Linked DNA regions of Homo sapiens: region 1 is linked to region 2. Evidence: read pairs that join two places in POLR2A ChIA-PET (ENCODE). Cell type or tissue: MCF 10A. All regions are shown on one strand. Each heading gives the region's core, and the rest is flanking DNA. Links, peaks and the distances in the headings are about the cores only. Region 1 overlaps ASAP2 (ArfGAP with SH3 domain, ankyrin repeat and PH domain 2). Region 2 overlaps ASAP2 (ArfGAP with SH3 domain, ankyrin repeat and PH domain 2).

Region 1 (12,648 bases), core at 4,356-12,355, 58 kb after region 2:
CTAGTTGTGGGCGTGTTGTGTTTTCTGTGTATCATGCTCTGCGTTGCTTTTAGGTGATGGCATTCAGCAAGTTGGACAATCTTTGAACACAGTTGCAAGTAATAAGCAGATGTGAAAATGCTAAATTTTCTGTTTTAAAATGATTTTTATGATGGGGGTTCCATCTTGTATACCTCAAATTTGCAATAAGAATTGATCATTTGGTCATTATTGTTTAGGCCGTCATTCCCTTTGGTTGGATTTTCTTCTGTGACTTAGACAACTGAAGGTGTTAAGAGGATTTTTATTCAGTGTTATAAAAATTCTAACCCTCCCTGTGTAATAACAGTTGATAGAAATTAAGTAACATGCCCCAAAGAAACTGCCTTGATGGTTGGTAGAAGCCAGTGCTCCTCATTCTCTTCCTGTAAATCCCAAGCATCAGTTATTGAAGGAATGAAGAGTGGCCATTCCAGTGTGGTAGCTTCGTGCTGCTGTTTCCTTGTGACCCTGCAGCTTTGTTTTAGTGTGGAGCTTGTGCCGTTCTGGTCCCGGTGACCTCACACCTCCCAATCACTGGCCATTCATGTTTTGTTCTTGATATTTTCTGCTCTCTGTAAGGAGAATACTACTCTTTGGTATTTCCATTATTTTTCTTTGTGAAGGTTTTCATACTTGGAGAAAAGTTGAAAAATTGTGCAGTGACCACCCATAGTGCAATATTATACAATGAGGATCGAACTATGTACCATAGTGTTTGATTTTTGGAGAAGATCCTATTTACACAGTTAAACTCGTTGGCACTGCTCATCTTTGGTTGAGCTCTCTCCCCGTCAGCCTCGCCTCCTGCCTTCCCCATCCCACGTCGTCCATCCGATGGTGTTCTGCCAGGATGGACCCTGTTGGGGTGCTGGCGGAGTCCCAAAGCCTCATCACTTGTGTGCAGGCTCTCTCTGCTGTTTGATGTGGAGAACCCAGACTTGTGTGCTTCTATGGGGAGGATCAGGCTCTGGGGCATGGTCTCACAGGTCTGAGTGCTGAAACCACCATGGTTTTCCACTCTGCAGATCTCAAGTATGGTTGCTCTCTCTCTCTCTCTCTGTCTGTCTGTGTCTGTCTATCTCTCTCTGTCTGTCTCTATCTCTCTCTCTCTCTCTTTCTCTTGCTCCCTCTTTTTCAAGCATCCTGTCTAGTAGGATGTGATAGAACAGTTTGTGCCACCCAGGCAGCCAAGGTCCACCACAGCCATAATTTTCTTCTGCCTCTGGGTTCGCGTATCTTACATGCCCAAATCTGGCCTTCATCACAGAGATCTCTGCCAGGGGCCACCTGCCTGCCTCTCCTGCCAAGCTGCTAGGTAGCCTGGCTCTGGCCTCCATGTCACCCTCAGTGGAGGACTCGTTTGTTGATTCACACATCCAGCTACCCTTTCTTCCACTGTTACCCTAAGCCAGCACTCCACAAACACAACAGAACAAGATGGATCAGGTTATCATCTCTTCAGGGGATCATGCTCTGGGGGTGGGGACAGAGAAGCAATTGGGGTGCAGTGTAATGAGAGCACTCGTGGACATCAGCTCCAGGAAGCAGTGTCTGCCCAGTGCGGGCTGGGCAGGTGCCATCAGGGATGACTTCCCAAAGGCTGTGATACCTGGGATGGAGCTTAGAAGGATGATTAGGAGTTGGCAGGCCAGGCATGGTGGCTCACAGCTATAGTCCCAGCACTTTGGGAGGCCAAGGCAGGTGGATTGCTTGAGTCCAGGAGTTCAAGACCATCCTGGCCAACATAGTGAGATTCCATCTCTACCAAAAGTCAAAAAAATTGGCCAGTTGTAGTGACATGCACGTGTAGTCCCAGCTACCCGGGAGGCTGAGGTGAGAGGATCCCTTGAGCCTGGGAGGTGGAGGTTGCAGTGAGCCAAAATCGCACTGCTGCACTCCAGCCTGGGCAGCAGAGCATGACCTCATCTCCAAAACAAAAACAAAAAACTGGGGACGGGGCAGGAGTTAGCAGAGTCCCAGCAGGTGAGGCTGGTGGAGAGGACAGCTTCTGACTAGGACGGGGTTGCCTGGGGAGCTGTCTAGCAGAGCAGAAGAGCATGGATCTTGGCATTTGAATCCTGGGTCTCCCACTTCCTACCCTGCCCTGTGACACTGGGCAGGTTCCTGGACCTCTCCATGTCATGGTCTCCCCGTCTGTCAAATAGGAATAATACAGCCAACCTCAGAGTTTTCAGGAGATCTAAGAGATAATTTCTGTAGAGCACTTACCATATTATCTTAATAATAGTAAAATTATTTATTAATAATCTTAATAAATATTAATAAACTATCTTAATAGTTCATTCAACAAATACTGAGCTCCTAGGTGGTAAAGATACCGTAGTGACCAAATTCCCTTCCCTCATGGTGTCGCGCTCTTAGAGGTTCAACAGGAATGGATACTGCTGCTGTCGTTGTGTGTGACATATCCCTTAGCCTCCTTGTTGGTCCGTCCTCTGGCCCTATGTCTTCATGGCTCTTGCCCCTCTTCCTTCTTCACTATCTGACTCAAGATGCTGTCATACCCAGCTCTAGGCTTCTCCTCTTACTCCTGACCCAGGCCTTCCAGCCTCACCTGCCTCTCACCCACCTCTCTGTGTCCAGCCTGCGTCACATTCCACATTCACTCTAGGGGAGGAGGGACCTGTTCCTATCCATTGCAGGGCATTTCCTGTTTACCTCACTTTTCAGGTTTTCCAGGCACTTTACAAGTGTGGCCAACGATCCTTACAAGCCACTTTACAGGGTAGGCAATGTTTGCCCATGTCTGCAGCTTTTTGTTTGTTTGTTTGAGACAGAATCTCCCTCTGTCGTCTAGGCTGGAGTGCAGTGGTGCAATCTTGGCTCACTGTAACCTCTGCCTCCTGGGTTCAAGTGATTCTTCTGTCTCAGCCTCCCAATTAGCTGGGATTACAGGTACGCGCCACCACGCCTGGCTAATTTTTGTAGTTTTAGTAGAGACGGGGTTTCACCATGTTGGCCAGGCTGGTCTCGAGCTCCTGACCTCGTGATCTGCCCGCCTCCGCCTCCCAAAGTGCTGGGATTACAGGCATGAGCCACCGCGCCCGGCCAGCCATGTCTGCAACTTTATTCTGTGAGAGAGAGAGGATAAGTGCCCTTGCTGGGCTCACACAGTGGCATCAGAGCCAGGATTTGACCCTGATCTATTCCATGTCAAACTGGTTCTCCGGAGTCTTTTAAAAATTACCCTTAAATAATGGAGAATAGGTGGTAACGATATTTGAAAGCATTGTTCTTAGACCATGGCTCAGTGCTTGGCTCAGCAAGGCTTCCAGCTCCCAGTTGTGCCCATGTGGGTGGACATACCTGTCATATCTTCAGAAGATGGGGGAATGAATTGGACATCACAGCCCTCCTGGGCAGAGAAATTTTAAGCTTCCAAAAATGACTCCTCGACAAGCTTGTCAATCACAGGAATTGTCTGGACACTGACTTTCTAAGAAGTGGGCAAAATGTCAGTTTTTAAGCTATCCTAGAGTCTTTAGAGTCTTAGACAGCTCAAGGATTCTACTGGTCATCTGGGCAGATTCTGTGTTGGCCAGACCCAATGGCTAATACTTCATAGGGCCACAGAAAAGTTAAGATCAAGGATGATGCCTGAGCTCTGAGAACTTGTCTGGGTGTCACAGGACAGAGGATGTTGGACACTGATAGAATTTCATGAAAGCCTTTTGAGGTTCCACCAAGTGCCCACCTACCCTGCATACTCAGGCACACAAACAGTCCCTGCACGTTGAGGCTTTGTCAGTCGAGTTTAGGTTGTCTTCGTCTCTCTTAGGAAAGTGGAGAGTACATTGGAGTCTCCAGGAATTGGGGCAACATGGACCGCCCTGGCCTCTCTTACTTTTTATGTTATTCTTCTCTCCAGAAGGAGAGGTTCTTTTTCCTTGCATAGTATTCTAAAAGTCAGAACCTTGGTCATGTGAAAGGGCCGGTTTTCTCTGTCAGGCCTTCACCTGGTCAGGCGTTTTGTACAGGCTAACAAAGGCTATTGTTACGGGGTCGCCTGGGAGTCACCTAGAGGATACTGAAGTAATTCGCACTAAAACAGTTTCAATTTTATGTTAAACAGATTATATTCCTCTTTTTTACAAATGTGAAGTTTAATAGGCCAGCTTAATTCAGATTTGCCTGCATGCTTCAATTGGCCTAAAGAAAAGAATAAAACAGGGTGATTTCATTGTCACCTTCTGGCATAGGGTCTGATTCTGTTGAGAAGAATGTCCCTTATCCTGTTCGTGAGACCTGAAAATCGCTCTGATTAATATGCGCGGCACGAACAGTGTTAGCGGTGTTGTCACATGATTTCACCACTTACTTTGTGCAGGGCTTTTTTTCTCCCCCAAATCAATAGACGTATTTCTTGGTTGTGCAGTTGAGTCTCCTGACAGGTTTATTTTTAGTCTTTCACAGAGACGCTGTACAGGTGAGCAGTATTTCTCCACATTCCTTCCACAGCATTGTTCTCAGCAACGTTGAAAGCTGGATTTGCTCTAAATTTTGGTGCCGATGTTCCGCCCTTCTGAGAAAATGTGGAAGCTGGGACCATCCTCATCCCATGAATGCGTGTGTGCCCTAGTTTATCCAGAGGCTCAAGTGCTGTGTGAACTTTCTGTGGAAATGAGTTCATTTCTCCCCTCCTGGGCTCTGCTTGTTTCAGGGTTGGTTGTCAGTTCAGTAATGGAGAGTGCCTCCGCATGTTACTGATTGCTCACGTGGAGTTTTTTGGTTTTTCTTTTTTGGCAGAGTTTAAAAAGTCAGTGCTAGACACTCATGTGCATGGGTTGGAAGACTTATTGTGAAGATAACAGTACTCCCCTAATTGATCTACACATTCAGTGCAGTCCCCATCAGAAATCCCAGCTGCCTTTGTGCAGAAATTGACAAGCTGATCCTGAAGTTCATGTGGAAACGCAAAGGACCCAGAATCGTCAAAACAATCCTGAAAAAGAAGAACAAAGTTGGAGGATTCACATTTCCTGATTTCTGAACTTACCACAAAGCTGTAATAATCAAGACAGTGTGGTACTGGCATAAGGAGAGACATATAGACCAATGAAATAGAGCTGAGAGTCCAGAAATAAATCCTTACATTTAGAGATGATTTATTTTTAACAAGGGTGCCAAGGCAATGGAGAAGGAGTAGTCTTTTCAACAAATTGTGCTGGGGCAGCTGGATAGCCACAAGCAAAGAAGGAACTTGGTCCCTTACCTCACACCATAATCACAATTAATTCAAAATGAGTCAAAGAGCTAAATGAGAGCTGAGACTATAAACCTCTTGGAAGAGATTTATAAGTATAAATCTTCATGACCTTGGATTAGGCAATAGTTTCTTAGATAGCACCCTTACAGTACAAGTGACAAATGAAACAGTAGGTAAATGGGACTTCATTAAAATTAAAAAGTTTTGTGCTTCAGAATCTTTTTTCAAACTCAGAAATCCAAGAGGCTGCCTGTGCCTTGGGATGCAGTCGAAACTCTGACTCCAGCCCGTCTTGTCCACCCCTGGGCCTTACTGCCTCAGATGCAGTATTTGTCTAGCTTCCCTGGGTGCTGACCACGTGACCGTGACCTCCCTGTGTCTTCTGTGTACTATCCACTTTGCCTTGAAGATCCTACCCTGATTCTGTGCCAGTTCTTGCCTTCATGTTTAAAACTCGCTTTTTCCTGTGCTTTTCTCCCTTTGACTCTTCAGTTCCTGAGTGCTCTTGTTCTCAGCTTCCATCACACTGATTTTCCTGCGTTAGTTCTTTCATCGTTTGGGGATGTGCTTCGTTCTCCAAGGATGGTGAGCTGCTCAGTGGCAATGATGAGAGTGGCCCTAGACTCTGAGGATGTTCTGTGGGGAAAGAAGATGGTGTAATGGAAGGAGCCTCAGAGTGGAAGGCAGGATTCCATTCCACTCTCTGCTCTTGCTTTAAGGAGCTCTGCACCTGGAGCAAACCACTTATTTTCATTGTGTCCCTGTTTCTCCCATTATGGAATGAACTGGATAGGCGTTCTCATTAAACACCTACGAGCAGCCCTCGGCCCTTTCCTGGTTGACCTGTGAACACTTGGTTCACATCTTGCTCCCCTCTCGTTTCCTTTAAGTCTCAGGGAAATAGAATTTCCTGCACTGGCACTGGTGGCCTCCTACTCTCAACTCAGAGTGTCTGCTACTGTTTGTTTTGTTTGGTTTTTGTTTTTTTGAGACAAGGTCTCGCTCTGTCACTGAGGTTGGAGTGCAGTGGTGCTATCATGACTCACTGCAACCTCGATCTCCCAGGCTCAAGCAGTCCTCCTGCTTCAGCCTCCCGCATACCTGGGACTACCAGCGCCTGCCACCATACCTAGCTAATTTTTGTATTTTTTGTAGAAACGAGGTCTTGCTATGTTGCCTAAGCTGGTCTTGAACTCCTGGGCTCAAGCCATCCGCCCACCTTGGTCTCCCCAGATGTTGGGATTACAGGCATAAGCCACTGCGCCCAGCCTGATATCATTTGTTAAACACCAGTTGAGCCACCTGTTGGATGCCAGACACTGGACTTGGGCCCTGGGTGTTCATTGCTAGTCCTCGCTTACCCTAAGAAGCTGATAGGCTGGAATTTCCCAACTGTGGTAGATTCAATCAGATTCTCAGCTGACCATGTGGATGGTTTACCTATGATTAAGCTCCCTTGGTCAGGGTCAGACCCCCCTTACTCAAGATTGGTGGAGGGAGGAAGTGAAGATTTTTGCAATACTTGTTGATGTTCACATGTGTGATCCTATTGAGTCCTTACTGTTTATTGGCCTTACTGGGTATTCTTTTCTTATTGCCCAAGAAGGGAACTGAGGCTGAGAGCTTATGTGATGGTTCTGTAGTAAGGGACAGAAAGCTGGTTTTGTCGTTTTGCTTGGAAACCCCTGCCTTTCCACTCACTGCATCACCTCCCTCCTCGAGGGCTACTGTGGCCGTAGTGGGAGCCTCATGTCACTGTCAGGGGGTTAAGGCTCGTAATGAAATAAAACCTGGAAACTTCCAGGGCTCATTCCTTCAGCCAGTTTGGGAATATTGGTTTCCTGACATTTCCTTCTCCAGCCTGATAGATGGCATTTATCAGTTCCTAGAGCAGAATCTGATGTCCCTTTTTTGCTGTGTTGAGAAAGGGAAATTTCTCCAATTTTTGTTGTTGTTAAAAAAAAAACACATTAGGCATAAGTTTCCTTTGTGTACTGCTTTTCTAAAAATTAGGACCTGGACAAGATTAAAAACACACTCTTCACCATTTTTTAGGACTCCCAAATTCGTCAGAGCACAGCTTATAGCTTACATCAGCCTCAGGGAAACAAGGAACATGGGACCGAGCGGAACGGCAGCCTCTACAAGAAGAGTGACGGGTACGTGAGGGGGTGTGGCTAGAGTTTAAATGTACGTTCGTTATCTTGTGTCCAAAATGTCTAAACTCTTATTGTTTCTCCCACTTATCCACAAGGATCCGAAAAGTGTGGCAGAAAAGGAAATGTTCAGTTAAAAATGGTTTTCTGACCATATCCCATGGTACCGTAAGTATTCTCTTTTAATCCATGGTGTCTGCTGTATTAGGTGAGGTTGGTGTTGGAGGACTTTCTGAAGTTAGAGGGCAGGAGTTGTTCTCCGTGTGTGATGGTATTAAGGATGTGTCTTAGAGAATTTCCCTGTCAGAAACGCTTGCTGGCCTCCGTCTTGATTTGGTGCACCTGCAGCCTGTTTATGTTTTTTTTTTTTTAATTTTAATTTTAATTTTTATTTTTTATTTTAGCCAGATGGAGTCTTGTCCTTGTTATCTTCCACTCCCTAGCAGAGTCAGGAGTAACTGATAAGCCAGGTTGTCTTTATTTAGAAGCCTGTGACTCCAGAAAGCACAGAACAGCAAACTGCTCCCCCAGCTCTCTTTGTCTCTGGAAATCAAACATCTCACTTAGGAAGATTTCTACTTTTCCATTAAGAGAAAAAAATGGGCAGGACTCTGGGGACCAGAAATCCATGAGAAAAGACATCTCAGTGATTTTATTATTGAAATCTTAACATATGGTGCCCAACTTTAAGGCCTCTTTCCATCATCCTGTTTATCAGAGTCTATGCAAGAAAAAACGGAGCCCTCTATGTTGAGCTTATGAAAAGCCGGTCAGGATAAAGTTCCTTACCAATCTAGCTTTCAGAGGCCAGGAACTTGGATCACAGACACAGCCCTGCACACCACACTGTTCTTTCCATGGCAGCGTTATACATACTATTGCCTCACCTGGCATGACTAGAGCTGGTGATAACCACATGGGCTGGTAGACAGCTTTGGTAACATCTCAAGGCCGAGGTCGTTGCCTTTTTGTTGCTAGAGAGATGCTGAGGGTTGTTTGCATTCCCATTCCCCAAGCAGAGGCCTAGTAGTGCATGCAAGCCAGCAGCCTTGGGCGTGTGAGTGGATGATAGTAACCGTCTTTCCTGCCCCTTGTCCCTCCAGTCCCTGGTGAAGGCAGAGCTGGGCAGGAGCTCAGAGGGGCTTTTCTGGCCCCTATAGAAATGTCATCACTCAACATGGGGTCCAGAGAAACGGCCCTGAGGTTCATAAGGGAATAGAGTAAAACCCCAGCCGAAGCATGTCACAGCAGCAAGGATTGTGTTCCTCTGGGGGTGCCTTTGTTTTTGCCAACTTCGATTTAGAAAGGGAGAGAGGAGCTAGAATAGTATATACCCAGTGGAGGGATTCTCGGTGACCTCTGGTCTAGGGGTTTGAATGTGTCTCTGAACTTGGAAATGAAGGTCATTTTCTATTTTCAAAACCCAGCTTTCACTGGTCATGTGATCACCACCGTACTCCCCCTGCCCCCGCGACCCCAGGGCCATGCAGTATGGATCTTAATGGGACATTATGGGCAGGTGCAGTGGCTCAAGCCTGTAATCCTAGCGCTTAGGGAGGCCGAGGCGGGCAGATCAGCTGAGGTCAGGTTCGAGGCCAGCCTGGCCAACATGGCAAAAATCCTGTCTTTACTAAAAATGCAAAAATTAGCCAGGCATGGTGGTGCATGCCTGTATCCCAGCAACTTGGGAGGAGAGAATTGCTTGAGGCAGGAGAATTGCTTAAACGCAGGAGGCAGAGTTTGTGGTGAGCCGATATCACGCCACTGCACTCCAGCCTGGGAGACAGAGCAAGACTCCATCTCAAAAAAAAAAAAAAAAGCCATTCTTTCCATGCGTGGATGTGAGGGTATGAGTTCTGTAGACCAAGGGAAGCAAATTTATCCAGCTATCACTGTCTTTAATATTAGGAATGTTAGATTAGATGAGACTAGGCACCCTTCTAAATACCTTCCAGATCTCAACACCTGTGGTTCTGTGGTTTGCTTTCGAATTGGTGTCCACTCGCTGTTTGTTTGAACTCCGATTGACTGCCTCAGTGCAGAAACTGTCATACAACTAAGTTCTAGTTCATGCTTTTACAGCTCTGAAGTCAAGGGGCATATTTGCTTCATTGAGAGTTCCCCTAGATCCAGGCCTCAGCTTAAGCCAGTGAGTGGCTCTTTCCATGGCAGCTGGAAAACAGGTCTGGTAATCCTTTGCTGACAGCATAAACTTCACTTCGAGTCACTTCCATAGCTTGAGCTTCCTCTCAAAAGATGTGGAGGCTTAGTTGTCTTTAAATTTGGATGGGTTGCCCCAGTTTTTGGCAGATAGTACGGTTATAACCGGCATTACTGGGATGCTGAGAACTCAGCTTGTCACACAGCGTGTGCATATTTAATAGGTGCTTTGTGTTTGGAGGGGAAAACCCTCTCCAGGGAATCTCCACTTCCAGAGGTCTCCTCCTGCCTTTAGCAGCCATCGCCGCCTACATCCTGCAGGGGTGGTAGGTGGGGCTGTCTTGATTCACTTCCTCGCTGCCATGCAGAAAAATAAAGTAGTTTTCCAGCCCTCCGTTCAGTGGCTGAGTGTTCCTTTTCTCACCTTTTCCCTATTTCCCTGCGTGCTCTGGAAGTCAGAATCCAGAGGACCCCTCTGTATGACTGCGTCTACAGAGAGGTTGCATGTGGGGAAGTGAGTTCACCCATACCAAGAAAGAGAATTGAGAGATGCCCTTTTGGTTTGGTTTGGTTTTGACTTGATTTCTTGTGCAGCTCACCTGTTTGGCCAGCAGCTCCTGAGTGTGCTCGTTTACAGTCAGGAAAAAAGGGCACATTTCCAAAGACTTGATTAAGTGGAAGTCTAAGAGCAGAGCCTGGCACATAGCTGCGAAGCAGGTCTTTAAGAAATGGAAGCACACAGGGTGTATTTACACTGGTAGGAAAACCCTTCCCAGGAAGCTGGCAGCCTCTGGGAAATGAAGTTGTTGTATTCTGATTGGAGCAGAGGATTGAGGATAACATCCGGGAGATTCGTTCAAAGCCCGAGTTGAATTTCCTTCTTAGCCAAGTCTGTTTTCTGGCCCTAGGAAGAAGTGATCCTTGAGACAAAATAACTCTAATTAGATATCCTCTTTGCCAGATTCGCAGGATTGCCACACCACTGAGGGCTGGGGACTGTGTTACACTGGAAGGAATGTCCACTGGCTCTTACACAATCTAAAATTTTAAAAAATGATCAGTCATGAAGAAAGAAGAAAACACCTTCCTTCTAAAAGCCTGACAAATCGGGAAAAAATAGAACGGCACGATTAGAATGGAGAATCACTGATAATCTCTGCCTGCATGGCAAACTCTAAAGCTGTTGCATCTTTTTTTTACCATTCCTTCCCAAGTTTTCTACTAAACTAGGGCTTCTCAAATTAAATTCTCAAGAAAATACTGGTATTTTGTGAATTAGATGAAACCGTTCTGTATCTCAATTAACTGATGACACTTTTTTGTCTGTTTGTTTGTTTGTTTGTTTGTTTTTTTCTTTTTGAGACGGAGTCTCGCTGTGTTGCCCAGGCTGGATGGCTCACTGTGACCTCTGCCTCCTGGGTTCAAGCAGTTCTCCTGCCTCAGCCTCCCAAGTAGCTGGGACTGCAGGTGCATGCCACCATGCCCAGCTAATTTTTGTATTTTTAGTAGAGACTAAAAATCTCTACTAAATCAGCCAGGTCAGGCTGATCTGGAACTCCTGATCTCAGGTGATCTACCTGCCTCAGCCTCCCAAAGTGCTGGGATTACAGGCGTGAGCTACTGCGCCCAGGTGACACTGTATTTTTCCAAATTGCAACAGGGAAGGATTTTAATGGATAGAATTTTCTCCCATAAATTTTTCTAATAGCTTTACTGTTTGCTAATACTTAATCTATGTACTTAATATTTAACCTGAATAGCAAACAGTTATTAATGTAAAACAGAACTGCTGGTGATATTGCTTAAGATCAACTTGTGTGTTTTGTGGACCCATTCTTATGGTTGTCATTTTTTAATATGTAGGCACATTTATGTCTTCATAAATTATTCCTACTTCAAACAAAGGTGCTGAATATTTTTCTCTATTTTGTGGTATGCTGCGAAGTGAGAAATCTATCTTTGATAGTAGTTAAGAACGAACACCTTTCCCCGTATCACAGGGAAAAAGGAAGACTGCAAGGTGGAGGTGGGGAGGGAGAATGAGTTGTAGTAATTTAAGTTGTGGTTCTTTGCTGCTCTTAAAGATAAGTCCAGGCAAGCAACCGCCTTCCATGGATACCCACGTCGAGGACAGGGAGGGTGGCAGTTGAGCCCCGAGCCCTGGAGCCAGCCTGACTTGTTGGAATCCTAGCTTCCCCGCTCCCTAGCTGTATAACCTCAACCAGATTATTTGGTCTGTCCGGGCCAGTGTCTTTAGCTACAAAATTGGTGTAGTTCCTACCTCAAAGGGCAGTTAGGAAAATTAAATGAATTATTTCATGAAAAATGTTTAGAACAGTGCCTGCCTTGTATAGGTATATAATAAAAATAGCTGAGTAAATGTAGCTATTGTTATTCAAAGTCATTATTTTGTCCATGAAGGTGCTTCTGTATTTATCAAAGCACACAAACCTTAGATATAGGAGTTATTCCTATATCTAAGACCCCACAATTTGGAAGTAGCCCTAAAATTTGCACGTGTACAGTTGTGTCATCACAGGGAGGTAACAGAATAGACACAGGCTACGTATGGGTGGGTGTACACCCGTGTTAAAGTACTTGGTTGCATACATGTTTTGTAACCATGTTTCTAGAAATAGATCATTTGCTGTATTGGTTCCTGGATAAGTTAGGTAATCCGATTGGTAACAATCCACGATCAGTGGTGCTTTCACTTGAAAGTGTCCAGATTTACAAGATTAGGCAGAGCTTGGTATCTTCTAATACTGATTTCTGACGATCCAGGAATTCTCTGAGATATCTACAGATTATGGAGAATATCTGACTAACCTGTAGAGGAAAAGACCAACACAGCCACGAACCAGGAGAGTCTAGTACAACCCTGTTTATCTGACTTTATCTGACTTTCACTAGTCCAAACTTACATTTATTAACCCAAATCCTTCACGCTGCAAGGATGGGTTCAACTCTCCCACCCTAACTCTGTAGACTTACTGGAAGGAAGCTGCTGGGCCTGTAAGTGCTTGAGGGTTTCACAGGTCTGTCCAGGTGTAGATGCATATGTGTATGTATCTGGATTAATCC
Region 2 (12,648 bases), core at 2,165-10,164:
ATCACCCCACTGTGAGCCTCAGGTGAGTAAATACTGCAGAGCACCAGATGAGTTCCGAGCTCTTGTGCATTGCCTGGACTCAGGCCACCTGTCCCGACCCTCCCCACCTGGACTCCTCTGTGCCCTTCTTTGAAATAACTTGCAGTTTTCCCCAGAGAGCCACGTTTTATGCCTTCTTCCCTCTGCTCATGCTCTGCTGTTTGCTTAAAATAGCATTTGCCACTTTATGAAAGAAAACTGAGGTCCAAGGAAGTTGAGAAGTTTGTTCAAAGTCACAAAGCTCTACAGTGACAGGGCTGGGATTTTAACGTAGCTCCTTGGGCTCATGTCCTTTTTGAGGCCCCGCACATAACAGCCTGGCATGTGACCTTGGAGGGGGTCTCCTATTTTTGTCATCCTTTAGCCATCTATTATGTCATGCCAAGTTTGAGTTATTCTAAGGTCATGAGTCTGAGTCCTGAAAAGTCCTAAGTCCTAAAACCAGAGCCTGATCCTGAAATCTTTATTTCGGAACAAGCGTTGTCTACTGCAAAGAAGTCACCTGAGGAAACGTGATACTTTCTCCTGTCATGTTGATGACATCATTCACAGTGTCTTTAGAACTCTTTAGAACTGCTTTTAGTAGCACGTTCTTTTGCATATATTTAGTAGAGAAGTCTAAGGATAGATTAAATTTTTTTAGAACTAGATGTCAGAAATAAGTCAGGCATATTCAAGAAGGGACTGAGTGCCAGCGACCACAGTTGGCTTCGGTGCACTGTAACTACAGTCATGGGCTCTGAAGGCAGCTGGTTCCAAAGGAGAAGTCCCCATAGTGTTTTGATCACGAGAATAAAGACCAAAGGCAATTCCTGTATAGGAAGAGCGCTCATTTTATGTACGATTGAAAGAACAGTGAGAATAAATTAGCATTTATGCTTCATACTGCCATATTCCTTGTCTTGTCTCATGTTTCTTAATTTCTTTGGGACCAAGATTTCCTGCCTGCTTTCCTGATTTGTCACAGATTGGCCCCATTTGACCCATCTCTGTACCAGTGTCCCTCACTGCAGGCTGCTGGCCTGTCACTGCTTCCTGAGTGTGTGCCAGCTGTACTTCTGTGTCTTTGCACAGCCCCACCCAGTCTGTAAACGGACTCCCCCATCCCAGTCACCTGCAGGGGACCTGCCCTTGCTTCCCCACCCATTTTCATCAAGCCTTAGCTCTCTTTGACTTCAGCGTAGCCCTCTTTGACTCTCTTGTAATAGATTCTTTTTTTTTTCCTCTCTTTTTTTGAGATGGTGCTTCACTCTGTTGCCCAGGCTGGAGTGCAGTGGCATGATCTCGGCTCACTGCAGCCTCCGCCTCCTGGGTTCAAGTGATTTTCCTGCCTCAGCCTCCCAAGTAGCTGGGATTACAGGTGTCTACCACCACACCCAACTAATTTTTGTAATTTTAGTGGAGATGGGTTTTCATCATGCTGGCTAGGCTGATCTCGAGCTTCTGACCTCAAGTGATCCACCAGCCTCGGCCTCCCTGTAATAGTTTCTTATTGCTGTTGTAACAAATTACCATAAAATGAGTTGGCTTAAAATGGCACAAAGTTATCTTTCAGTTCGGCCATGGGAAACCCGACATGGGTCTCACTGGGCTAAAATGAAGATGTTAACAGGGCTCCTTCCCTGAGGCTTCAGGGGAAATCGGTGTCCTTTTCCTGCTCCTAGAGGCCACCTGCATTCCTTAGCTCACGGCTCCCTTCCATCTTCAAAGCTGGTCATGGCCGGTGGTGTCTTTCTCACACTGCATTGCTCTGACACTTAGATGGCTCGGGCTGCTATAACAAAATACCATAGATTGGTGGGTTAAACAACAGAAATTTATTTTCTCACAGGCCTGGGGGCTGGGAAGTCCAAGATCAGGGTGTCAGTGTGGATGGGTTCTGGTGAGGGCTCTCCTCTCCTTCCTGGCTTGCAGACAGCTGCCTTCTCCCTGTACCCTCACATGGCAGCGAGAGAAAGCAAGATGTCCACTTTCTCCTCTTATAAGGACCCTAATGCCATCAGGAGGGCCTCACCCACTTGACCTCATCTAAACCTAATTATTATGCTTCCCGATGGCCCCATCTCCAGACACCATTGCCTTGGGGATTAGGGCTTTAATATATGAATCTGGGGGAAGGGACGCAATTCAGTCCCATAGCAAACACTGACTCTTCTGCCTCCCTCTTCTACATATAAGGACCCTTGTGATGACATTGGCCTCATCCAGATAATCCAGATAATCTCCCCATCTCAAGTTCAGCTGATTAGCAACTGTATTTCATCCACAATTTCAATTCCTCTTTGCCAAGTAGCATAACGTACTCACAAGTTCCAGGGATTAGGAGGTGGGCATCTGGTGGTGGAGGAGACGTTATTCTGTCTACCACACCTCTCCTGAATTCTTAGGATTTGGAGGTTGAATCAGTTTCCACTGTTTTGTTCAGCTACAAATTAAAGGGTACCTAACATGCAGGCACTGTTAACACTTTAAATATTGCTCCTGATTGTTCTCTAGTAGTTTTGTATCTGTTGATCTTTTCTCAGTTAATTAGAAGCCCTTGAGGTGAAAGACCAATTCTGGGAGATGGTGTCATTTAGGATAAAGAAGACGTAGGTATTAGAATCCAAGAACCCTTGATTAAAAGCTAGCAATGCCACTCAAAAAGCCTGTGACATTAGGACGATTATTTTACCTTTCTGAGCCTCAATTTCCTCATGTGTAAAATGGGAATTTAATAGGTCATAGGATTGCTAGTGAAGATTAAGTGAGATAACATGAAAAAGTGCCATGCATGGTTCTGGACATACACGTGGTAAGTGTGACAGCTGTGACATACCTCCTGTGTGTTCCTTGCAGTGGCTGCCATGGGTGTGGGCGGGTAATAGGTGCCCAGTAAATACTGAGTGTTTATACATTATCAGGTTCCTGCTGTATGTACTTACACTGCTTTCTTAGTGTAGGAGGGGTGAACTTACAATTTTAGATGTAAGTGGTGTGTGTTACGACAGGCCCTGTATTCTATTCTTTGAGGATTTATATGGATTTATGTAGAAGGAAGATTTAAGATGCCTTACAATGGAGGCTGGAAAACTGTGGCCAGACACCTGTGTTTTCACAGCCTGAAAGCTAAGAATGGTTTCTTACCATCGTTACCTGCACAATAACCTCAGTATTGCCTCAGCAACCCACAGTGTGATGGTCTCTGGAGATGGGGCCTTTGGGAAGTAATTAGCTTTAGATGAGGGCATGAGAGTGGGGCCCTCATGATGGGGTTAGTGCCCTGCTTAAATATTTACTCTCTGACTTTCTAGGAAAAAGTTTTTGAATCCCTGCATTAGAGCAGTGGTTATAAACTGGAGAGAGTATCAGAATACCCCGGGGTCTTGTTAAAATAGGGATTGAGTTTCTGGTTCAGCAGGTCAGGGTTGGAGCCTGAGTATTTTATTTGCTAATTGAAAAAGCTCCCAGGTGACGGCACTGGACTTTGAGAATCCTACCTCAGAACCCCCCATCCCCACTTCAAACACTGAACTGGGACAAAAGGGTATCTGCATGTCCCACGTGTATACAAAACAGTAGTCTTCTTCCACAATAGTCAGTGCATTATGTTTGCTCCCAGTCTTCAAAATGATGGCAACCCAGCCAGCTGTATTTTCTGGAGAGTCTTAGCTTGGGTTTCCAAAAGCAGTTGTCATAATGATTTATGAGAAACTGTTTGCCACTCAGTGATGGATTGCTTATTTATTTTAAACTCTTACTTGTCTAAAATTTCCCAAGCTCTGGCTCAGCCCAAAGGTGTTCCTTCCACACCCCAGGAAGTTGAAGCTAACATTTTTAGCTGTTTGACATATCAGTGGGTGGAAAAATTCATCTCTATCAAGAAGGAAGCAACAGAAGATTTTCATTTTCACTTCTCTAGAATTATTCTGTCATAAGGACTTGTTAGAACATTCTTATCGAGAGTGATATTCCTACCCTCAATCAGAATATCCTAGAAAATTATCACATTCTTGAAAGTACAAAGAAATGCTGATTTTCCCTCAAATCCTTACCATCTCCCACATACAAAAGAAAATGAGAATACAACAACTTTGTGTGTGTGTTCCTGCCTGTTGTTTGCAGTGTTAATTGGAATATGATATTAAAATACACTTCAAATTCATACAGAAAACTATTTCTATTGTAGATATTATCAATTAGAACAGGGCAGTTCAGAACAAATATATATAATAGTTGAGGAAATGAAGTTTCACTGTGCATTAAGAAGATACTGGCTGGGCACGGTGACTCACGCCTGTAATCCTAGCACTTTGGGAGGCTGAGGCAGATGGATCGCTTGAGCTCAGGAGTTGAAGACCAGCCTAGGCAACATGGCGAAACCCTGCCTCTACAAAAAAATACAAAAATTAGCTGGGCATGATGGTGTATGCCTGTAGTCCCAGCTGTTTGGGAGGGTGAGGCAGGAAGATTACATGAACCTGGGAGGTTGAGGCTGCAGTGAGCTGAAACTGCACCACTGCACTTCATCCTGGGTGACAGAGTGAGACCCTGTCTCCAAAACAGAAAAAAAGGAAAAGGATTTTTTTTAAAAAAGGAAAAAAAAAAATATATATATATATACTGTATCTGATTTCTACCTGTTACATGAGAAAATAACAAAATCAGAATAATCTTTACTGTTTGGCAAGCTTACAGTAACTAGTACTCTGCTCCATTGTTGTGGCACTGAAAACATGCACGCAGAGTTTCTGGAAAGCAGTTTGGTGGTACACATCAAGAAAAATAACAATCTTTTTGTGGAAGGAGATCCATGCACAAAGATGTTCACTTTGTTGTTGCACTGCTTATCAAAGTGAGAAATTGGATGCCTCCTATATATAGCTGAATTAGGATTTAGCTGCTTGCTGGAATTATGTTTATACAGCAACAGGAAGAGAAATGCTTGTGATGAAATCTTCAGCAATAAAATTCAGGATGCAAAATTTATGTACACCGTGTGTGATTAAAAAGGAATAGATGATAAATGATGATAAAGAATATTTTTATTGATATTCACAAACGAGGGTAGAAGCATAGTGGTAATAAATACTCATGAGGTATTTGTTAGAATATTTGTATTATAAAGCTAAATAAAAACTTTATGTGAATTCCATCCTTACAGCCTTGTGAGTTGGGTCCTGTCCATTGACAGATGAGCTCACAGAGGCACTGAGTAGTGATCTGCCAGTGTCATCTAGCCAACAGTTGGAGGAGCTGAGATTCAAAACCAGGTGAGCGTCCCGTCTCTGCTTCTGACTGCTGCGGCATGCTGCCTGGTGCTGAGGCGGGAAGTTGCTGGGGGCACACGGTGGAGAAAACAAGCAGCAACGTGGGGAACACCCTACGTGCCACCTGGCTGAGCCATCGTAGTCCTTCTGAAAAATTCCAGGTGGTTTTGGTTGATTACAGGGTCAGTGTGAGCCAGTACGTGGCACATGCCCCAAAGGTGAGCCACACATGACCTCAGTGAAGTCTTTGGTGCTTATAAATAAGGTTGTTGTTTCATTATTTAGTTGTAAGAGCAGCATTTAAAGAAGAACCTGAAAACCTTAGGGATGGAGAAACCTCCTTGTAGGACGGATATCTGAAGGACGCGGGGCTCCTGGTTTCGGAAGGGGCAGGAGAGGGCGTACATGAAGGGCTTTCTCTGGCTGAGGAAGGTAGACATAGTATTTGTTCCTCTCTAGAGGAGGCTTTCACAAGAGCAAGCCTTGACTCAGATATGAGGGAGAGGATAACTGGGTGAGCAGACTGAGCGGCGAGCTGGTGGTTGGAAGGTTCCTGCAGCGGGTGGACGGCCTCTGTCTCTGAGGAAGTTATAGAGGGAGGTGAGGACGTGGGCTCGAAGGCCCTGGAGATGTCTTCCAGTTGTGAGACTCTGGAGTCCAGCCTTCTCCCCGCTGCTGGCTAACAACAATGATTGGAATTTAGATGGTGACTTGTGGAATCCTGTCCGCAGTGACCACTGCATTAGTCATGGAAGGAGGGTACCTCTGAAGGAACACAGAGGTCTGTGACTTAACTAACGTCCAAGTGTTGGCATGAATCATACTTTGGTTCAGAGGTATCTGCTATTTAATTTGGCTGGCTTTTATAGTCAGCCAGTCTGTGGGCCAACCTGCTGGCCGCATGCATCTGTAAGACATGGGGCTGCAGTTTCATCAGTGGTTCTTTAATCTTTTGGTTATCATAGACATCAGTAAAAATAAGAAGGCTGTTTTGGATGATCCCTCCAGGAAAAGGTACCTTTACATAATTTTGCATACACTGTTTGGGATGCCCATACCCCCATAAACCTGTCCGCAAACCCAACCTACCAAGCAAAAAAGCTCAGACCTTGAGCTTAAATCTTCTACCAAATCAACACGATGACTTCATCTGTTTCCTCATCTGTAAAATCCTGCAGAGTTGTAAGGATGAAAGATATTTCTACACGTATGTCATCTCCACAGTGTTCATGGTAGCTACTATCTGAGGCTTTAGAGACCATGTACTTTCCAAGGGCTGCTTGTCCCTGAGGGTGAGGCTCCAGGATCTCGTGAAACCACAGGAGTCAGCTTGCTTCCCAGGGGCTGTGCCCTCCATGGAGTTGGGTGGGGGCAGCGTGTGTTTTTAAGTCATCACTGTGGTGAGCGTGGGGTCATGGGGTATGACGTGGCAAAAATGAAGGGCTGAAAGCTGCTTACCCTGGCAAAATGCACATTCTGTAATGTAGCGAGTCAGATTGCTTTGCCAACATGAACTCTTCCTCCATTAAAGGATGTGAATATAATTGGGAGTAAAATTTCTAATAGCTTGTACTCCCCATACAACAAATGTTGAATTCACCTCTTGGCTTTGAACCCCAGACACCTTGGGGTAGCCTGTCTCCAGGCTAAAGGAGAGCCCTGCAAGTTTTTTAGTGAAACCCCCTTCCCACCACCTCCAACCCCCTTCTCCTTCCCTGATTTGGTCTCAGAGCACCCCTAGGAGGGAAGCAGCTCTCTGGTTAAGGAGAGTCTAGGGTGAGTCAAGCAGCTGGTAGCTCAGTTTTAATCTCATGCCATACTACATTTTCAATGAGGAAATTCCTCTAAATGTCATCTGCTCCAAGAAGCCTTTTCTGTTACCAGCCCCCAGAAAATGTACTCCTTTCCCCATAGAGTGCTGTGTTTCCACCTCGTGTAATTTACATCACAGTGGATTGTTTTCGCATGTTTATCTTTGTCTTGCTAAGTTGTGTGTTGGCAGGTACCAAGGTTTATTATCTTTCTTGAATGCAGATCTCTTAGAAGCCTTTTGGCTGCTCTCCGTTACCTGGGATGAAGTTCCTCATCTCTGGCTCCTGCCTGACTCTCCAGCCCTTCCCCATGCTCTGGACACACCAAGCGCCTTGAATTCCCCAGAGCTCATTTTGTTTCTTGCCTTTGTGTCGCTGCACTGAACTGATGGGCTGAGTCTTTCTCACTTATTGGATGCTTGCTTCTTGAGGGTAGGGGCTCTGTTTGATGAATCTTTGTGTTCATTAGTGCTTGCTGGAGAATAGACTTTCAGTGTGATTGGATTTTATTCTTTAGTAACCAGAAATATTCTTGACCCGTAATGGAAGCACACAATGAATGAATAAAAGTAAATGCGGATACATTCTGTACTCTAAAGCCTAAAGGGACAGAAACCATCAACATAAAAAAAAATATGCAGTAGCCCAGTCTCCACTCTTCACCCTCTCACCTGCCTTCCAAGTGTACTCCTACAAGCAGTAGGAGCTTCACAGGGAGGTCATTGGGGTGACGTTTAGTTATTCACACAGACTTTGAACTCATTTGAACATCACTGGAAGGATGGGATCATTAATATAAGGCAGGATCAAAGAGGATGGGATGATCATAGACAACAGGTTTTGTATTTTAATAGCGCACACCTTGGCCTGATTAGTGAACTCCATTGCTAGCTGCCTGTGCTGAACACAACCAGACTAGATACATCCTGGGGTACCATCCACAAAGACTGGCTGTTTCTTGAGGAATCACATTCCAAGGGACTTCCTAGGAAAGATGATGGAAATGGGTATTGAAAGTGGAACAAGCCCGGGGTGTTGGAGAAGGCGGAGGAAGTGGCAGGAAGAAGCCGGTGAGAGGCATCCTTCCAGTTGCTCATCCTGCACGGGAGCTCTCAGGGGTTATGAATAGGGAGGACATTCTTGTTCAACCCCTTCTGGTTGTGGCTACTTCTGTCTTGTCAAAGATGATACAGGTATACTCAGTTCCGAAGGCTGTGTCCCTCCCGTCACCTTGTCCAGGGAAAGCTTTGGGAGAGAAAGACATATTCTAATGTTATTTATTTATTTATTTATTTATTTTCTTTTGAGATGGAGTCTCGCTGTGTCACCCAGGCTGGAGTGCACAGTGGCACGATCTCGGCTCACTGCAACCTCTGCCTCCTGGGTTGAAGTGATTCTCATGCCTCAGCCTCCTGAGGAGCTGGGATTACAGACACCTGCCACCACTCCTGGCTAATTTTTGTATTTTTATTAAAGATTGGGTTTCGCCCTGTTGGCCAGGCTGGTCTTGAACTCCTGACCTCAAGAGATCTGCCCATCTCGGCCTCCCAAAGTGCTGGGATTACAGGCGTGAGCCACTGCACCTGGCCTAATGTTCTTAATAGGCACAGGCACAGAGCACTGTAACAATCTAGCCATTAGAGCTGGTGCTTCAGATTTCTTTTTAAAGTTTTATTTATTCCTTACGTTGTTATTATAAAGCTAAGATAAGCTTAGTTTAGAAAATTTGGAAAGTTCAGAAAAGCACTAAAGCAAGCAAGTCTTGAGCCTGGCAGGATCTCAGTATCTTTATAACCAGCAGAGGCTCAGGTGAGCGCTGGGTCTGAGGCCCACTGCGACTTGGAACACAGCTCTGCCTCTTAGAAGTTGCAGGATCCTGGGCTTGTTCACACTCTGACAGTCTGTTTCCTTGTCCACTCAGAGGAGAATAAAATAACATCTAGAAAGCACTTGGCCTGGGACCTAGTATATAACAGCCTTGCATATGACAGTTTATTGACTGCTAGCAAGTGCTCAGTTTTCCCCACCACTGTTAGCATTTTGATGTATTATCTTTTCAACCTCCTCTCTACATTTCACTTTTTGCAAAATTGAGACTAAATATCTAATTTTATGTCCTCCCTTTTTTAAACTTGGCTTTCTGCTCCTACCATATTCCTATATCATGATTTTAAAAGCCAACATAATATTCCATTTTGTAGAAATACTGTTAATTTAACCATTTTCATATTGTTGGAACTTAACACATTTTAAATTTTCACTCTTTATAAATGTTCTGTACACACATCTCTGATCACCTTGATTATTTCCTTAGGATAGATTTCTGGAAGTGGGATTATCCAGAAGAATGATACACATTAGTAAATTGGAAATGAAAATATGTTTTCAGCCGTTTAGTTGGGATGATTCTAGAAATAAAGTTCTGAAAATGGTTCTCTCTCACGAGATGTCCACTAAGTAGAGACCCTGTTAAGAAACAGGGATGATGTTTGATTTGAAGAAATTGCATTCCCATGAGATCATGCGCCACAAGTGAGGTCGGAAACAGGTGGCATGTACAGCCGACAGCCGGAGGAAATGGTCTCCACTGTGCAGAGTTGTGCACAACATCACAACATTCGTGTCGTGACACACATTTGAGTAGTAATCGTCATGTCATCCGTCTAGGGAGAGTCTCCACCAGGCTGCTGCCATAGAGAACATATGTCTCTCCTTAAACGCTCCCTTCGCCGAGCTGTCTGCATGGAAGGTTGGAATGTGGGGTGTCAGCAAGTGCTTTTCCCTCTGCCTGATTCCCAAGTGGCCTGTGGTCTGGCCTGGAGCAGGGGTTTGGAGGGTCTTTGTTGGGTCAGCAAGGAGGCTGGGGCTGGGTAGCCATAAGGCTGGTGCACCCTGCCTTCGTTCTGTTATGCTGGTGACAGCACTTGGTGTTCAGGTTAATGGTACATGCACTTGACTGGAAGGTTGTACATTGTCGCTGTCTTCAGCTCTTAGCTCTTATCTAGGCTAAGAGCTGAAGATAGCGACAATGTCATTAGCAAATGAAGAAACGGTTTTTGCTGTGGGAGGAAGAGCACTGGACTCAGAGTCAGGAAACCCGAGTTCTTGTTCCAGCTCTGCTGCAAACTCACTGTGTGACCTTGAGCAAGTCATCACCCTCTCTGAGCTTTGGTTTCCATGTTTAGACTAGGTCATCTTTCAGGATCCATGGAATGAAAGGACTCAGCAGTGAGTATAGCAGCCCTGAGGAGGTGGGGACAATGAGACCTGTGCTGCCCTGTGGCGATTTTGAGAGTTGAGAGCTGGATGCAGACAGGGGCTTTAAAACAGAGAAAGTAGGCTGGGCGTGGTGGCTTTGGGAGGCTGAGGAGGGTGGATCATGAGATCAGGAGTTCAAGACCAGCCTGGCCAATATGGTGAAACCCCATCTCTACTAAAAATACAAAAATTAGCCAGAAGTGGTGGTGTGCGCCTGTAGTCTCAGCTACTCGGGAGGCTGAGGCAGGAGAATCACTTGAACCCAGGAGTTGGAGGTTGCAGTGAGCCGAGATTGCACCACTGCACTCTAGTCTGGGTGACAGAGTGAGATTCTATCTCAAAACAAAAACAAAAACAAAAGAAAAACAGAGAAAGTATTAACAGTGGGAACACATAGGACTCCCTGGTATTCCCCTGGGGCTAATGCCTGTCTGTTTCTGTGATCTGCTCCTTCTCTACTCGACAAGTCTTACCTGTCCTTGGAGCCCCAGTTCAATGTCTCCTTGCCATCTGAGTCCTCAGCGCCTAGCACATTGCCTGATGCATTGTAAGTGATCAGTGCATAGACTGACATATCTTTCCCCAGGCATTCATCCCAGCCATGAGCATATGTGTCCTTGTATCTCACCCCAGCATACCGTCACATCCCTGTTGCCGGGCTGGAAATAGTAAGTTTTATGTTTGAGATGAAAAAGGAGGTGATTGAAGGTGAGTTGGCTGGGGGACGCCCATCCTCTGGCAGTGCTGTGTTGGTGGCTTGCTTCCTCACTGTGCTGTGGGCCACACTGACCTGTCAAGAGCCGTATCTACATGTGTGGCCCGTAGAGGGGGCGCAAAGGAGCCATTCTTGTCCTTTTTGTATCCAGCAATTTTTGCTGAAACAATTTGCACTGGGCCTTCTCCTTGATACCAGTTTTTTTAAATAACAGAATCCAGTAAACTAAAAAGCACACAACAAAACCTAGTCATTGCCTCTAAACTCTGTATGTACACATGCATGCTGGCTTCATGATCGATTTCTCTGCCAGAGTCTCTCAGTTCATCCTTTTGCAGGGATTGATGGGTTTCGTGCAGTGAGGTGGGGGAGATAAAGGGGTGATGGCTTAGAATTGAGAAGAAACGAAGTCTTGTCCTAGCATGGTCTCTGTGACTCAGATTCTTATTTTCCAAAGTCCCTCCCAGGTCAGTGATTATTGGATCTGGATCATTAATGAGAATTAGAGTTTAAGATACATTTGAACAAGGGGGAGGTGAGAGTGTGAGCTCTTTTTAGAAGAACAGCTTTCACAATTCTGTAAATAAAAGCTGATAGACCCAGTTTGAGATCTTTCCAGAAACTTTATTCCCAAGCTATTTATTTTAGGTTCCTGTTTTAAGGTTGTTTTTGGCAAAAGAAAAACAAAGGCACTGAATGATTTTCTGTTCTCTAGTAGGAAAATCTTCACCTTGGGGTGATCTGCAGCAGTGGGTCAGTCAGTGCCATGTTAATCATGGAGGGATGGCTGTTGTCGTGGTGGGCACCGTGCTAGGTGTTAGAGGAAGACACGGGGCTTATGGGCTTCAGCAGGAAGCTTCAAGTTCATTTGCAGGATGAAAAATACATCTAAAAATCCCCAACTAGGCCAGTGCACAAAGATTCCCACTGACCTCAACTGGTACAGTGTGAGCATCAGAAGACAGTGCTGATTGCAGTGGATGAAAGCACTGTAAACGTAAATCCATGAGATGATGATGGTGATGATGAGCCAAAGAACTAATTGATCACCTTGGGGTTGCTGGGGATCAATACATCGTTTAGAAGATGTATAAGGACAAGAATTTTTTTTTTTTTTTTTTTGAGAATAGAGTCTTGCTCTTTTGCCCAGGCTAGAGTGCAGTGGTGCGATCTCTGCCCACTGCAACCTCCGCTTTCTAGGTTCAAGTGATTCTCCTGCCTCAGCCTCCCGAGTAGCTGGAATTACAGGCATGTGCCACCATGCCTGGCTAATTTTTGTATTTTTAGTAGAGACAGCGTTTCATCATGTTGGCCAGGCTGGTCTCAAACTCCAGACCTCAGGTGATGCACCTGTCTCGGCCTCCCAAAGTGCTGGGATTACAGGTGTGAGCCACCGTGTCCGGCCACTAATTTTTTTAAAAAGAAAAAAACTTAACCTACACCAGGTAGTCAGTTGAGGAGCCCAGAAGGAGGGATGATAAGGAGTGCTTTTGTATTTCTTGGTGCTGGAACATAAAGTCTACTATCAGTGAGAAGGCCGGCTCCTCTCTCCTACCAAGGGCTGGAGGACCAAGGG

The links. ChIA-PET counts read pairs that join two places held together with the same protein. Peaks named below come from ENCODE experiments on the same cell type or tissue, not always from the same donor. Only the 100,000 strongest peaks of a DNase experiment are listed, where the experiment ranks them.
Region 1: POLR2A ChIA-PET joins it to region 2 with 5 read pairs; 5 of 35 experiments call an interaction of 5 or more read pairs at or near these places.

What each region holds. Positions count from the first base shown.
Region 1 is chr2:9,337,229-9,349,876 of GRCh38, forward strand. It overlaps ASAP2 (ArfGAP with SH3 domain, ankyrin repeat and PH domain 2), which reads left to right. Exons shown (of 28, transcript NM_003887.3): 10 at 7,304-7,407; 11 at 7,503-7,572. Among named protein-coding and RNA genes, the nearest start is that of ITGB1BP1, 80 kb to the right of the region's middle. In MCF 10A, for the core only: no CTCF peak of the experiment used is centred there; no DNase peak of the experiment used is centred there.
Region 2 is chr2:9,281,822-9,294,469 of GRCh38, forward strand. The region is part of intron 2 of ASAP2 (ArfGAP with SH3 domain, ankyrin repeat and PH domain 2); the gene reads left to right. Among named protein-coding and RNA genes, the nearest start is that of ASAP2, 81 kb to the left of the region's middle. RefSeq lists an enhancer at 5,473-6,672. In MCF 10A, for the core only: no CTCF peak of the experiment used is centred there; DNase peaks (open chromatin) are centred at 6,050 and 6,580.